Linked DNA regions of Mus musculus: region 1 is linked to region 2. Evidence: chromatin contacts called from ENCODE POLR2A ChIA-PET data. All regions are on one chromosome and are shown on one strand. Each heading gives the region's core, a stretch centred on a gene start or an enhancer-like site at or near the end of the contact. The rest is flanking DNA. Distances are from core to core; before and after follow the strand shown. Region 1 overlaps Tuft1 (tuftelin 1). Region 2 holds the start of Snx27 (sorting nexin family member 27).

Region 1 (6,121 bases), core at 34-2,533, 67 kb before region 2:
CTGTTGGTAATTATGGCATGTGCCTCTTTGGGTCACCGTGCAGTCTTGTGAAACACCTGTTTCTTAGGGGTGGGCAGTCTTAGTTGGAGGAATGGATGTGTGCCAGGAAGACTGTTGGCCCAGATTTAAGCCTGGGCAGAGGCAGAGGAGACTGTGGAGTGGTAGAATAGGGTGGAGGTAATAAACGAAAGAGTATGAGACCAGGAAAACCCAATCAAAGGCAGAGTGTCTGAGACTAGAGAAGCTTCAGCCCTTCATTGTATCTGGTCGCGGGGAGAGGGGGGGTTCCCTTTCTCTAGCCCTCTGGGCTTGAGGCAAGTGGGAGACCTGTTCGGAGACTAGGTCAACAGCTGGTGTAGCTTTTGGGAGCCCACCCCCTCCCACCCCCGTGTATATACTCTCACAGCCAGGCCCCAGTGCAGGGCTCCAGATTATGAGAAATGGGTGCCCCATCTAGGGTGTTGCTCTGAGTCTCCTCTTACTTTATTTCCCCTAGTGTGATGCTTGTCCAGTCCGTGCTATGGATAAGCTTCCAGATTAAAGGTAAACTGTGTTTTTTAGTTTAGCTGTGAGGAAGAGGAAAAGGGGCAGGAGATTCTTTGTCTCCTGGAGGACCAGGCACACCAAGCCTGCATGCCCAGTCTTCCCTCGGAGACTGTGGGCACCTAGCCATCCCATTCCATCCCATCCTCTTCTGTGACTTCATGGGGCTTCCCTCATGCTGGCCTCTCTCAGGAGCCAGTGTTATAAGAAGATAGCCATTGTCCTTTTTCAGATGGGTATAAGCTTCGCCAGCCACAAACAGGGCTGGCAGTGACTAAGGTGGTCACTACAGCAGCAGTTTGTAAGCCTACATATGCTTCCAGAAGTTGGGTACATGGTGAAGGTGACTCAAAGGTTTTCAGCACAGAGACCATTTCTATTTCCCTTCCCTTTTTGACCCTGGCTTTCTACCCTGGACCTCCCCACTCTTAGTATTAGTGGCTCCCTAGAAACCTGGAGAGTGGGTTCTAGGGAGACAGGCTGTTCCCATGGATCTGTTCCCATTCAATAAGCCTGTGGTGTGAGAACCCCTGGGGCCCCCCTGTTTATCTCCTTGGGGCCTCCCTATTTATCTCCTATCACCACTTTCTGAGCCTCTTGATCTATTAAGCCCTTAGCTATGTGTTTACCCCCTCCCTGCTTTGAGGAGTGAGTCATGCAGCTGGTTTGTTTGAACAGTGGAGAGGCTGTTGTAATTGGAGGTAGCTGGGCTTCTCCGGAGAGTGTTTATGAGGTTAGAGGCCTGCTCACCATGTGATTAGTGCTGCTCTTTCTCTCCAGGAGAAGACTCCACTTCCCATGTAGCCTTGCAGAGGCCCTAGTGGGGACCATTCTACCAGACACTCTGGGGAAAAAAGACTCTAAAGATCTTTTCTGCCTGAGCACAGCCCGGCGGCCACTCTAGCCCCAGAAGACAGCTGGTCTCACCGAGCGGAAAAGAGCCCTAGATTTTCCATCCTTGGCACTGGTTTGGAGTTGTGGGGTGAAGTCTGTGGCTCTGTAGCATCCACTTTGACAGTGTGTTAATGCATTCTTCTTTTGAGCTGCTTGGGCACAGTGCTGCTACCATCTTCTGTGGGTTATGAATACTTTCACACTGTCCTTACACACCTCCTACTCTACCTCAGACTGAGCCAGGTGGCTGTAATCACCCACTCTACAGACTGTAAACAGGGGCCAGAGAGAGCAAGCAGCTTGCAGGAGTAGTGGATGCCAGACGAAATTTACATGCTCCACTTCTGACTACACTTAGTACCTCCCCTCCCCTCCCCTTCCCTCCCCTCCCCTCCCCTCCTCTCCTCTGTAATTTTTATTATAGGAGTGTTAGGTAACATTTCCATTAATGTTTAAAATATCACCAGAAGGGCTGGGGAGATGGCTCAGTCAGTACAATACTTGCTCGGCAAGCTGAGGACCCACGTGTATAAAACCCAAGCCTGATGGCAGGACACTCGAAACCCTGGTGCTGGGAGATGGAGACAGGAGGCTTCCTAAGCTTCACTGGTCAGCCAGTCTAGCCTACTCTGTGAACTTCAGTCAAGGAGAGACCCTGACTAGAAGAAACAGATGGCTTGTAGATGGCTACCTGGGAATGACACCTGATGTTGACCTTTGGCCTCCACAGACATGCACACCCATGGGCATACTCTCCTACATGAACATGCACACAGACATGCACACATACAAACCCAAAACCACAGAAATATATGTAAGAAAAGGTCCTTCTCACCCCGCCCCCACTCTTGTTCTTTCCCTTGATCCACCTTTGATCTCCTTCCTTTCCAGGGTCTCATACATAGTTCAGGCTAACCTCAAACTTGCTGTGTAGCCAGGATGACCTTGAACTTCTGATCCTCCCCCACCCACACTCGCCCTCTCGCTCTTTCTGTCTGTCTTTCTTTAGTGCTATTCTTGTGTGTTTGTGCAGCACAAGTGCCATGTGCATCTTGGTTAGAAGCTCAGACTGGAGCCACAGGTCTTAGATTTGAATCCTCTGTCTCTGATTAGTTGCATGATGAGACTCTTAACTTCTCAACCTGCTTTTAAAGTTGGAACGTTGGTGCTTACTATATATGATATTGCTAGGATTAAGTTAGCACATGTAAAGTCCTTGGAACAGATCCCAATAGGGTCCCACACAGAGTAATTGCTGTGTGTGGGAGTTGGCAATTACTGCTGTGTTCATGTACTTAAATAAATGAAAAGCCATGTTTTGGGAATTAGTGTCTATTTATTTTCTTTAATTTAAAAGCTCAAACTCTCTGGAACTCACTGTGTAGCCAAAGCTGGCTTCAGACTTTCATTTGCCAGTTTCTCAAGAATTGAGATCACAAGTGTAAACCGCTTTTTGGTCTTTTTGTGGTTTAAATTTTTCTAAAAATTTTTATTTTATGTATGTGGGTATTTTGACTGTATATGTATACTGTGCACCATAGTGCCCATGTGCTCACAGTGTCCACAGAGGCCAGAAGAGGGAATCAGATGCTCTTTAAGTGGAGTTATAGACAGTTGTAAGCCACCATGTGGATGCTGGGATCTGAATCAGGTCTTCTGCAAGAGCAGCCAGGGCTCTTAAGCTCTGAGCCATCTCTCCAGCACCACCCCACCATACACTCTAGTGTTTTGAGTCTCACTGTATAGCCAGGCTGGCCCTGACCTCTCTGCTTCTGTATCACAGATGTGCTCGTCCCAGAAGAGCATCCATCCTTTATGTATCTATGGGCCATTTGTATTCCTTTTTTATGTGTGTGAGTACACTGTCACTGTCTTCAGACATACCAGAAGAAGGCATCTGATTCCATTACAGATGGCTGTGAGCCACCATGTGGTTGCTGGGAATTAAAACTGGGACCTCTGGAAGAGCAATCAGTGCTCTTAACCACTGAGCCATCTCTCTAGCTCTGTATTCCTTCTTAAGATTGCCTTTTTTGGCTTTTACTGATCTTTTCATGATAGTCCTTAGCCACCGTCTGTTGGCTTTGTCCAGTATCCCTGACTGTTTGCTCTAAATGAAAGAGCCTGGCTGGGCAGTGGCCGAGCATGCCTTTAATCCCTGCACTCAGGAGGAAGTGGCTGGTGGATCTTTGAGTTCCAGAACAGTCAGGGCTACACAGAGAAACCCTGTCTCAAATAAGCAAACAAACAACACTTCCCACCCACACCCTCCCTGTTTCTTAAAAAAAGGGAATCCGGAAGATTCCCTCGGTGGATCACCTGAATCCATTCAAGTGTCTTCAGAGAAGCTGTGGTGATGGAGGTGCCTGTCACTGCTAAATAAACTGTTCAAGGATCTATAAAGGCAGCCAGACATGCTGGTAAACTTCAATCTAATCTCAGTACTTGTGTGGTTGAGGGAGGTACATCTCTGAGAGTTTGAGGACAGTCTGGATTATATAGCAAGCTCAAGGCCAGCCAGGGTTATACGACGAGATTGTTGCCTTGAAACAAAACAAAACAAAACAAAACAAAAACAACAAAAAAAGAAAAAAAAAACAAAAGGTTATAAAAGAATAGTCAAGTGCTTGTAATATCATATAAGATGTGGAGTTTCGAGGGGCATGGTAGCACATGCCTTTAATCCCAGCACTTGGGAGGCAGAGGCAGGCAGATTTTGAGTTAGAGGCCAGCCTGGTCTACAAAGTGAGTTCCAGGACAGCTAGGGCTATACAGAGAAACCCTGTCTTGAAAAACCAAAAAAAAAAAAAAAAAGTGGAGTTTCTGCCTTCTTCTCTACAATGAGCCTTGGTGGGGAAGGGGTATGACAAATGTTCTGTATAAGGCCTTGTATTTATTCTTTTATTCATTTTATATATGTATATACTGTGTCTTGAACATATCTACATCCCTTTCCCATAGCACCTCCTTAACATGTCCCCCCTTTCTTAATTTATTTTATGTGTATTGGTATTTTGCCTGCATGTATGTCTTTGTGTAAGGGTATCAGATCCCCTGGAACTGGAGTTACAGACACTTGTGTGCTGCTGTGTGGGTACTGGGAATTGAACCCAGGTCCCTTGGAAGACCAGCCAGTGCTCTTAACTGCTGAGCCATCTCTCCAGCCTCTCTTCACCCACTTTCATACCTTCCTCAATCCACTGAGCCTTATTAGTGCTGCCTGCTGCCTGACTACTGACCGATCTTGTTGACTTGATGATGTGTCCAGGTGACCCCAGCTGCGTGTGTTCGAGAGCACAAAGGCCATATCATGTCCTGAAGACAGTATGTCAGGCCTTCCTTCTCATCCTCTGGTGCTTATGTGCTTTTTGCTGCCTCTTCCATGGTTATTTTACATTTTTATTTTATTCTTATTTATTTATCTTTGGTTTTGAGACATGGTCTTAACTATACAGCCTTGGATAGCCTGGAACTTGCTATGTAGATCAGGCTGGCCTTAAGCTCAAAGAGATCTGTTTGCTTCTGCTTCCTAAGCTGGAATTAAAGCTGCTCCAGTCTAGACAGATTGCTCTGTATGACCTGGTTTTGATTCCCAGCATCCACATAGCTGCTCACAACTGTTTGTAATTACAGTTCCAGAAGATCTAACACCCTTTCTGACCTCCTTGGGCACTGCATACATATGATATACTTAAATACATGCAGACAAAACACCCATATACATTAAATAAAAAATAAGAGCCATTAAAATTTTAAGTCATGTGCCACCATGCCCAGCCATACATATATATATATATATATATATATATATATATATATATATATATATATGTATATACACACACACATATATTCTTATATGTACACTGTAGCTGTCTTCAGACACACCAGAAGAGGGTGTCAATTCTCTCATTATGGATGGTTGTGAGCCACCACGTGGTTCCTGGGATTTGAACTCAGGACCTTCAGAAAAGTAGTCAGTGCTCTTCACTGCTGAGCCATCTCTCCAGCCCTCAGTCTTATATTTTAAAGACGGGTTCTCATGTAGTCCATGGACGTACTGTATGGTTGAGGATGACTTTGAATTTCTGATCTTCCTCAGTTTTCTATTTCCCAAATGCTGGGGTTACAGATGTGCAGCATTATGCCTGGTTTATAGGGTGCTGGGGATCAAACCCAGGTCCTCATGCATGGTAGGCAAGCTTTCTACCAGATGAATTACATCACTAACCTTCAACTTGAGCCTTGAAGGCTGAGTAGGATTTGTGTAAGGAGATGGGGTTAGGGGTTTAGTTGCAACTCTTCCAAATGCTATTCCTTTTCTACAAGGAGATGGAACGTGATCCAGGTACTGTTGTGGATCATTTTGATCTGTCAAATGAAAGATTTTCTTTAAGGTTTATTTCTTTTTACATCATCTGTATGAGTGTTTTGTCTATACATATAAATGTATATGCACCATGTATTGCATGTCTAGTGCCCATGGAGACCAGAAGAAGGCATTGGATACCTGGAACTGGAGTTACACGTGGTTGTGAGCTGCTAACATGTGTGTAAGAACAAAACCCAAGTTTGCTCTTAGCCACTGAGCTGTCTCTCCAGCCACTATATTTTCTTATAAAACCTTTTTTATTATTTGTGTATGTGTGTGCATGTGCCAGTGTGTGTGTGTGTGTGTGTGTGA
Region 2 (6,387 bases), core at 2,364-4,863:
CTAGCCTGGCTGGAGGCACCTTTACCACAGAGCCATCCCCATGGCCCTTGCTGGCCTGGCTGTAGGCTGCTTTACCACCAAACCATCACCTAGGCCCTTATTTTCTCATTCTTATTATATACCAAACTTGTCTTTCAGTTTGATCTTTCCTAAAATTCGTTATGTCTTTTTGAGGCAAGATCTCACTCTGGACTTGTGACGATTCCCCTGCCTTTCATTCTCAAGTGCCAGGAAAACAGGTATAAGTCCCCGGTGCTGGCTCATTTAGTTAGCTAATTAATTAGGTTTGTTTTTAATAAGTCAGGGTTCCCGTGCCAGACTGGCCTTGAACTTACTTAGCTGCCTGGATTACCTTGAACCTCAGATCCTCCTGCCTCTACCTGCCCAGTGCTGGCATTACAAGTGGTGTGAGAGCTGAAACCCAGAACTTCTTGCATGCTAGACAAGCAACGTGCCATTGAGCTATGTCCCCTTACTGGCTTTCATTTGACTGAAAGTTTGAAAGTTAGAGAAGAGTTAAAGAAAAGGAATAATGAGAAAAGTCTCTCTCCTACTCCTGTCCCCTGCCCAGCTGTCCAGACTCCTTCCCTATCAGCAATCTCTCCAACCAGTTTCTTGTATCTAAAGATACTGAGCTATGTGGTTCCCCGTTTATACACTGTAAGATATTACGTCTGTGCTCTGTCCTATTCTCGCTTGACTGGGCACAGTCTCTGTGAGCTCATTTCATGCCATACCACTAGGAGCTTCTTTAGTTTTTCTTTTTGTTTTAAGTGATGATGTTTTCCATTGTGGATGTATCATATTTTACCCAATGACTGTTATTAATCCAAGCTACTGTGACTATAAACAGTACTACAATGACCGTCACAAAAGTGTTATTTCCCAGGTGTGTGAGTGGAAACGGACTCTGAGGGGTGAAGAGGTTGCATGAAGGGCAGTGCAGTTTGACTCCCTAAACCTGTAGTCTGTAGCTATCTCGTTTATCTCTGCATCTCTCACCATTGTTAAAAAGCCTAGAACAGAAGGTACATTCAATTTGTGTGTGTGTGTGTGTGTGTGTGTGTGTGCGTGCACACATATGTATGTGTGTGTGCGTGTGTGCTGAAAAAAATATTAAAAAAAGGTCTCTTATAGCCCAGGATCCCCTTGAACTTGCTCTATAGCTGAGGATGATGACCTTGAACTTCTGATTTTTCCTAGGGCCTCCAAGTTCTGAGTGCTGGGAGTGTATCACCACATCTTGTTTTTATGCGACTAGGGATTAAGCTGGGCTTCCTGCATGCTAGGCAAGTGGTCTACTGACTGGCTGACACCCTTAGCCTCATTCAGTGTATCTATATGTATATTTGTTTATGTATATATGTATTTATATACGAGTAAGTACATTACAATTTATGTATATGAGTGCTCAATTTGCATGTATGCCTGCATGATGGAAGAGGGCATCGGAACCCATTGTAGATGGTTGTGAGCCACTATGTGGTTGCTGAGAATTGAACTCAGGACACCTGGAAGAGCAGCCAGTGCTCTTAACCATTGAGCCATGTCTCTAGCCCTCCCACCTTCAGTATATTTTTTTAATAAAAAATAAAGGCAAATGTTGTTTGTTTGTTTGTTTTTTGAGACAGAATGTTAGCATGTAGCTCCTGGTTGGCTTGCCTCAACTCACAGAGATGGGCTGGCCTCTGTGTCCCGAGTGCTGGGATTAAAGATGTGGGCTTGGCAAAAATAACTAGTTCTATCTGGGCATGTTGATGCACGCCTTTAATCCCAGCACTCAGGAGGCAGAGGCAGGCAGATTTCTGAGTTCAAGGTCAGCCTGGTCTATAGAGTGAGTTCCAGGACATCCAGGGCTACACAGAGAAACCCTGACTCGAAAAACCAAAAAAACCAAAAACCAAAAAACTAGTTATTTTAGCAGCAAGTTCTTTCCATCCAGTACTCAATTCAAAATAAATTATTCAAGTCCAAACCAGATTCCATCATTATGTTGAAGCAAAACTTATTCTATCTTTATTATTTCAGTATTTCAGAACTAACCAAGAGTCTTCATCAGCTTTGTTGTAAAACAAGGTTACTTTTATTCCTTTTGTTTATAATGCAAACCTTTCTTTTTAACCTTCATATGTATGCTCTAACTGTAGTGACTTTGTGTCTCCATTCAGTATGTTTCAAAATCTCTTAATCCCCCTATTGCTTCTTCTGTCCCTTGTAATCTTAAAAACTCTCCATGGCCAGTAAACTCTTTCAGGGGCTTGTTTGTTTTTATAAATTATCTGCTTCTTTTAGGTTCATAATTTTTTACTTGTGTAACCTCATCTACCAAGCAGGGACTGGGCTAGTGCTGTAAAGCGTTAATAAGTTCTAGATGTAAAGACTTGGTACATAGTCATGTTGAGAAAGGTAGTTCTTGGTGCTTCTCCTCTTCTTCTGCTGGATGCCAAGAAGGAAGACTCCTGGCTCGTTATCTCCAGGTTATTTCTCCGGTTGGGGGGTTGTGTTAATATGTCACTTTGGGAGATGAAGTAATGTCCCCCTCAGGACAAAGAGCAAGTCTACTGTATTCCTTTGTACAGAATGGCAACCTTTCCAAGTTGTGTGTCTTAGGCTCTGATACCTTAGGGGAACATCACTCATCAGAGCTCTTTATCTACATGGTGCTTGGTGGGGAAGAACTGAGAATACCTGAGGAGGCTGATACTGTTTCCTTTGTCTTTGCTTTGTGGAATCTTGTGTATTCTACAACATCTACTAAACAGGAATGGATTAACTAGTGACCTTATCAGTAGGGGGAAATCAAATACCAAAGTGGAGCAGTGATGGCGTAGATTGCTATGTGCATTATTTCTGTCATTACTTGCTGTCACCAGGCACCCAGCTCTATCAAGTTTATATCCTGCCAGATCGCCAAAAACACCAACTGCATGCTTTCTAAGAATTCTCTTGTGCTATTGGAAGAAATGAAATAAACAAGATAAAAGCAACTTCAAAACTCTTGCTAAATTAAAATTATTGACCACTTTAATATCCAGTTCTAAATCATGGAAGCTGTTGTTTTCCTCCACACATGCTTTTTTGTATGTCTGTATATAGCCGTGAAGTTGCAATAACATGGAAAAGAAAGTTGCGCAAAAACAGCTGAGCTTTAAATGCTGTTACATAATTGCTGCTTGACTTTGGTAACACTAAAGTTCCGTATCCTAATACTTGAAATAAGGAACCGAATTCACGATCTGGTTGTATCACTTGATTGCTGGGGCTTTGTCCAACATGAATATACAAATGAATAACCGATTCAAGATTGCAATGAATCACCAACTAGTGGTCGGGCATAATCCCAGCAATCAGGAGGCAGAGGCAGGTGGATCTCTGAGTTTGAGGTCGGCCTGCTTTACAGAGCCAGTTCAGGACAGCAAGGGCTACAAAGGGAAACCCTGTCTCGAAAAAACAAAACAAAAAAAGATTCTCATCATCCAACCAAGGAAACTTAACCAGAGCCCAAAGCCCAATAAACCACAACTCCCAGAAGGCTTTGAGCCCGGATGCGTCATGCACCATTTGCAGAACTACATCTCCCAGGAGGCCCTGCAGCGCCCAACCGTCTGCTTCTCCCGCCTTGCTCCCTTTTCCTCACCCCCTCGCAGCGCGGTGGCCCACTAGCTCCAGCGGTCGGCGGAGCGGGCGCGCGCCGGGGTCGCGCGGCTGCCGGAGGGGGCGGGCGCGCGCCGGAGGAGTGGAGGCGTAGGGGGGCGGGGGACCGCTCGCTTGCTCGCAAGATGGCGGACGAGGACGGGGAAGGTATTCACCCCTCAGCCCCGCACCGGAATGGAGGCGGCGGCGGGGGGTCTGGGCTCCACTGCGCCGGGAACGGTGGCGGGGGAGGCGGCGGCCCGCGGGTCGTGCGCATTGTCAAGTCCGAATCCGGCTACGGCTTCAACGTGCGGGGCCAAGTGAGCGAGGGCGGGCAACTGCGGAGCATCAACGGGGAGCTGTACGCGCCGCTGCAGCATGTGAGCGCCGTGCTGCCCGGGGGGGCGGCCGACCGGGCCGGGGTGCGCAAAGGGGACCGCATCCTGGAGGTGTGAGTATCGCTGCCGCCACGCCCCGTCCTCCTATCCTTCGCCTGTCCTGGCCCCGCACCCTGTCACCCAGGCCGCACCTCTCTTAGCTCGAGAGCCTGCCGCGACCCTCGCCCCCCGCGGGCCTTCGCGGCCCGGCTTGGAGCCTCCTGCTTTCCTGGCGTCTCCAGTTTGTGCTCTCCCTGCTGCTCCCATGCCTTTGGCTGCTCTCAACCCGTTTGCCTTCTTCTATAGCATGCCTCTTTCTGCCCCTTACTGAGGGAGTCTCCTTTCGACCTAGCCAGTACTGTGTCCTCCCCAACTTTTCATCTTTAGCATCATAGTTTCCTGGTCGCTGCCACTCCCCTCAGACCTTGTGGACTGTCCCTTCTGCCCTCTAGACCTGATAGGACCTGTGGTCAGCTCATTTTCCTCTGGAGGCATCATTTCTCCCCACCTTAACCCTCCACCCACTTTCCTTAGTTATTCCCCGTTATGATAAAAGCACACCGACATTTTTGCATCCACCGTTTGGCCTTTTCTCCCCTCTTCTTCTTTGTAGTCACACCATCTCGAGTATACCTTATCACATGCGTTTTTGGGGGAGGGGTTGCAACCTGATTTTCAGGCTAGCTTCTCCATGGCTACATTGCTTTTGAGTACAGCCTTTTCTGGCTCCCCGACTTCCCACGTGCACCACTCCTCACACCTTGGAGTTCGGTTTAATAGTGCTCCTAGCTCCTGCTTCCCTCAGACTGCAGTCGACTTAGGTCTTTGCCCGCTCCGTTTTCCTCCTGCTCTGTGCTATTGCAATCCTACACTTTAAATTTCTCGACGTAGCTTTCCCTTCTCTTTTTAAGGCCCCTTCTGCTGTTGCAACCCACCTTCTGCTGCAGTCTTCCTTCATCGAACTTGTTCAGGCTCACTTGTCACCACCACATCCCTTAAAGCTCCAGAGATGTTGTCTTGGCAGTTTGAACGCAGACCTCCACTGCCCTAAGCTGTGTTGTGGTTGTGATTTTGTACTTTGTCCTAAATTTGTATAGTGGTTGTTGGTTGACTTGTTGGCGCTGTGTGCTCTCATTGTCTCCATTCTCCTTCAATCCTGGATCTCTCCTTACTGCATCTATATTGTATCGCCCCCCCCTCCCCGCCCCCCACACGCAGCCTCTCCTTCCATGATGGGATTTACTCACACAAGTCTTTCTTCTTTTTAAATATTTCATTTTAATTGTAAGTTCCACAGCTGCCTGCTCTTCATTTTGTAAAACAGATTCATGTAAGAGCTGCACTTACAGAATCTTGGGAGTCTGTCCTTGTAAAGGAGCCCCCTTCCTCCAGGCCTTTCCCCCCCCTCCCATTTTTGTGCCCATTACTCTTACTCTGTTTCCTCGTCTTTTCCACTTCAAGAAAGAGTAGCTCACTAATGCATGTGTGTGGAGAGCTTGCACATTTCTTCTGACCTTTATGGAAAGAGATGCTTGTGGGGTTTTTGTTTTGTTTTGTTTTAAATTGCTATATTACAGACTATTTTCTAATATTTTCGGGTAGTATATTTTTAGTCTTTGTGGGTAGCATTAAGATACTGAATACAATAATGACTTTGCCTTCTAACTGGGTCCCTTGGTATTTATTTTCTAGAAAACGCAAAAGTTGTGACTGATGGTTTCTTCTGATAGAAACTTTTAGAATTGTCATTTTGCTTTCCCTGTGGAAATTAGCTTTGATTCAGCTCTTTATATTTAGTTTTAAAATATATACAGTTATAAGTGTATTAAAGTTCTAGGTCATTTGCTGTATAGGGTCCAAAATGATGAAACTACAGCTAATATCTACCAAGAGTGTTTAAACTTTTTACTCTTATTATAGTCTCCAGCAGAAATCCCAGCTGTAAACTAGCCAATGTAAAGAAGAGCTGAGGGATCCTGTGAATCCTTATGAGAGACTAGGAGCCTAGGAAGTAGAAGCTAATATTTTTTGGTACTGTCCTTGGTGGTGAGAGAAATTTTTCTAATTTTTGGTGGCAGGGGAAAAGAAATACTGCCTAGACAGTTGTTCCTGGAAGGTTGGTGATGATAAAAAGAAATCTTCATGGTATTGGTTTTGAGCTTTTTTTTTTTTTTTTTTTTTTGGTTTTTCAAGACAGGGATTCCTTTGAGCTTTTTGTATTCTGATTCAAAATTCTTTTTCAAAATTCAAAATTCTTTGAAACTCTGGTACCACTGTAGAAGTAACAGAGGTAACTAACAATTCTAAGCTAGTTTATAACTTCTGAGACTTCTGTATACCTCCCCCAACTCCCCCATTTCCTTAGACTTTTCAAGTA

Evidence for each region. ChIA-PET counts read pairs that join two places held with the same protein, here RNA polymerase II (POLR2A).
Region 1: POLR2A ChIA-PET joins it to region 2 with 10 read pairs in Patski. The contact joins the enhancer-like site here to the promoter of Snx27 in region 2. POLR2A ChIA-PET finds 5 or more read pairs at or near these places in 2 of 5 experiments (Patski and embryonic stem cell).

What each region holds. Positions count from the first base shown.
Region 1 is chr3:94,644,498-94,650,618 of GRCm38, reverse strand. All of the region lies in intron 1 of Tuft1 (tuftelin 1), which reads left to right. Among named protein-coding and RNA genes, the nearest start is that of Tuft1, 11 kb to the left of the region's middle. Within about 2 kb of position 1,283, at least 1 of the 3 ENCODE cell types and tissues checked has a DNase peak (open chromatin) inside an H3K27ac peak, as active enhancers do.
Region 2 is chr3:94,579,942-94,586,328 of GRCm38, reverse strand. Snx27 (sorting nexin family member 27) reads left to right here and starts at 3,613. Exons shown (of 12, transcript NM_001082484.2): 1 at 3,613-4,084. The coding sequence starts at 3,780.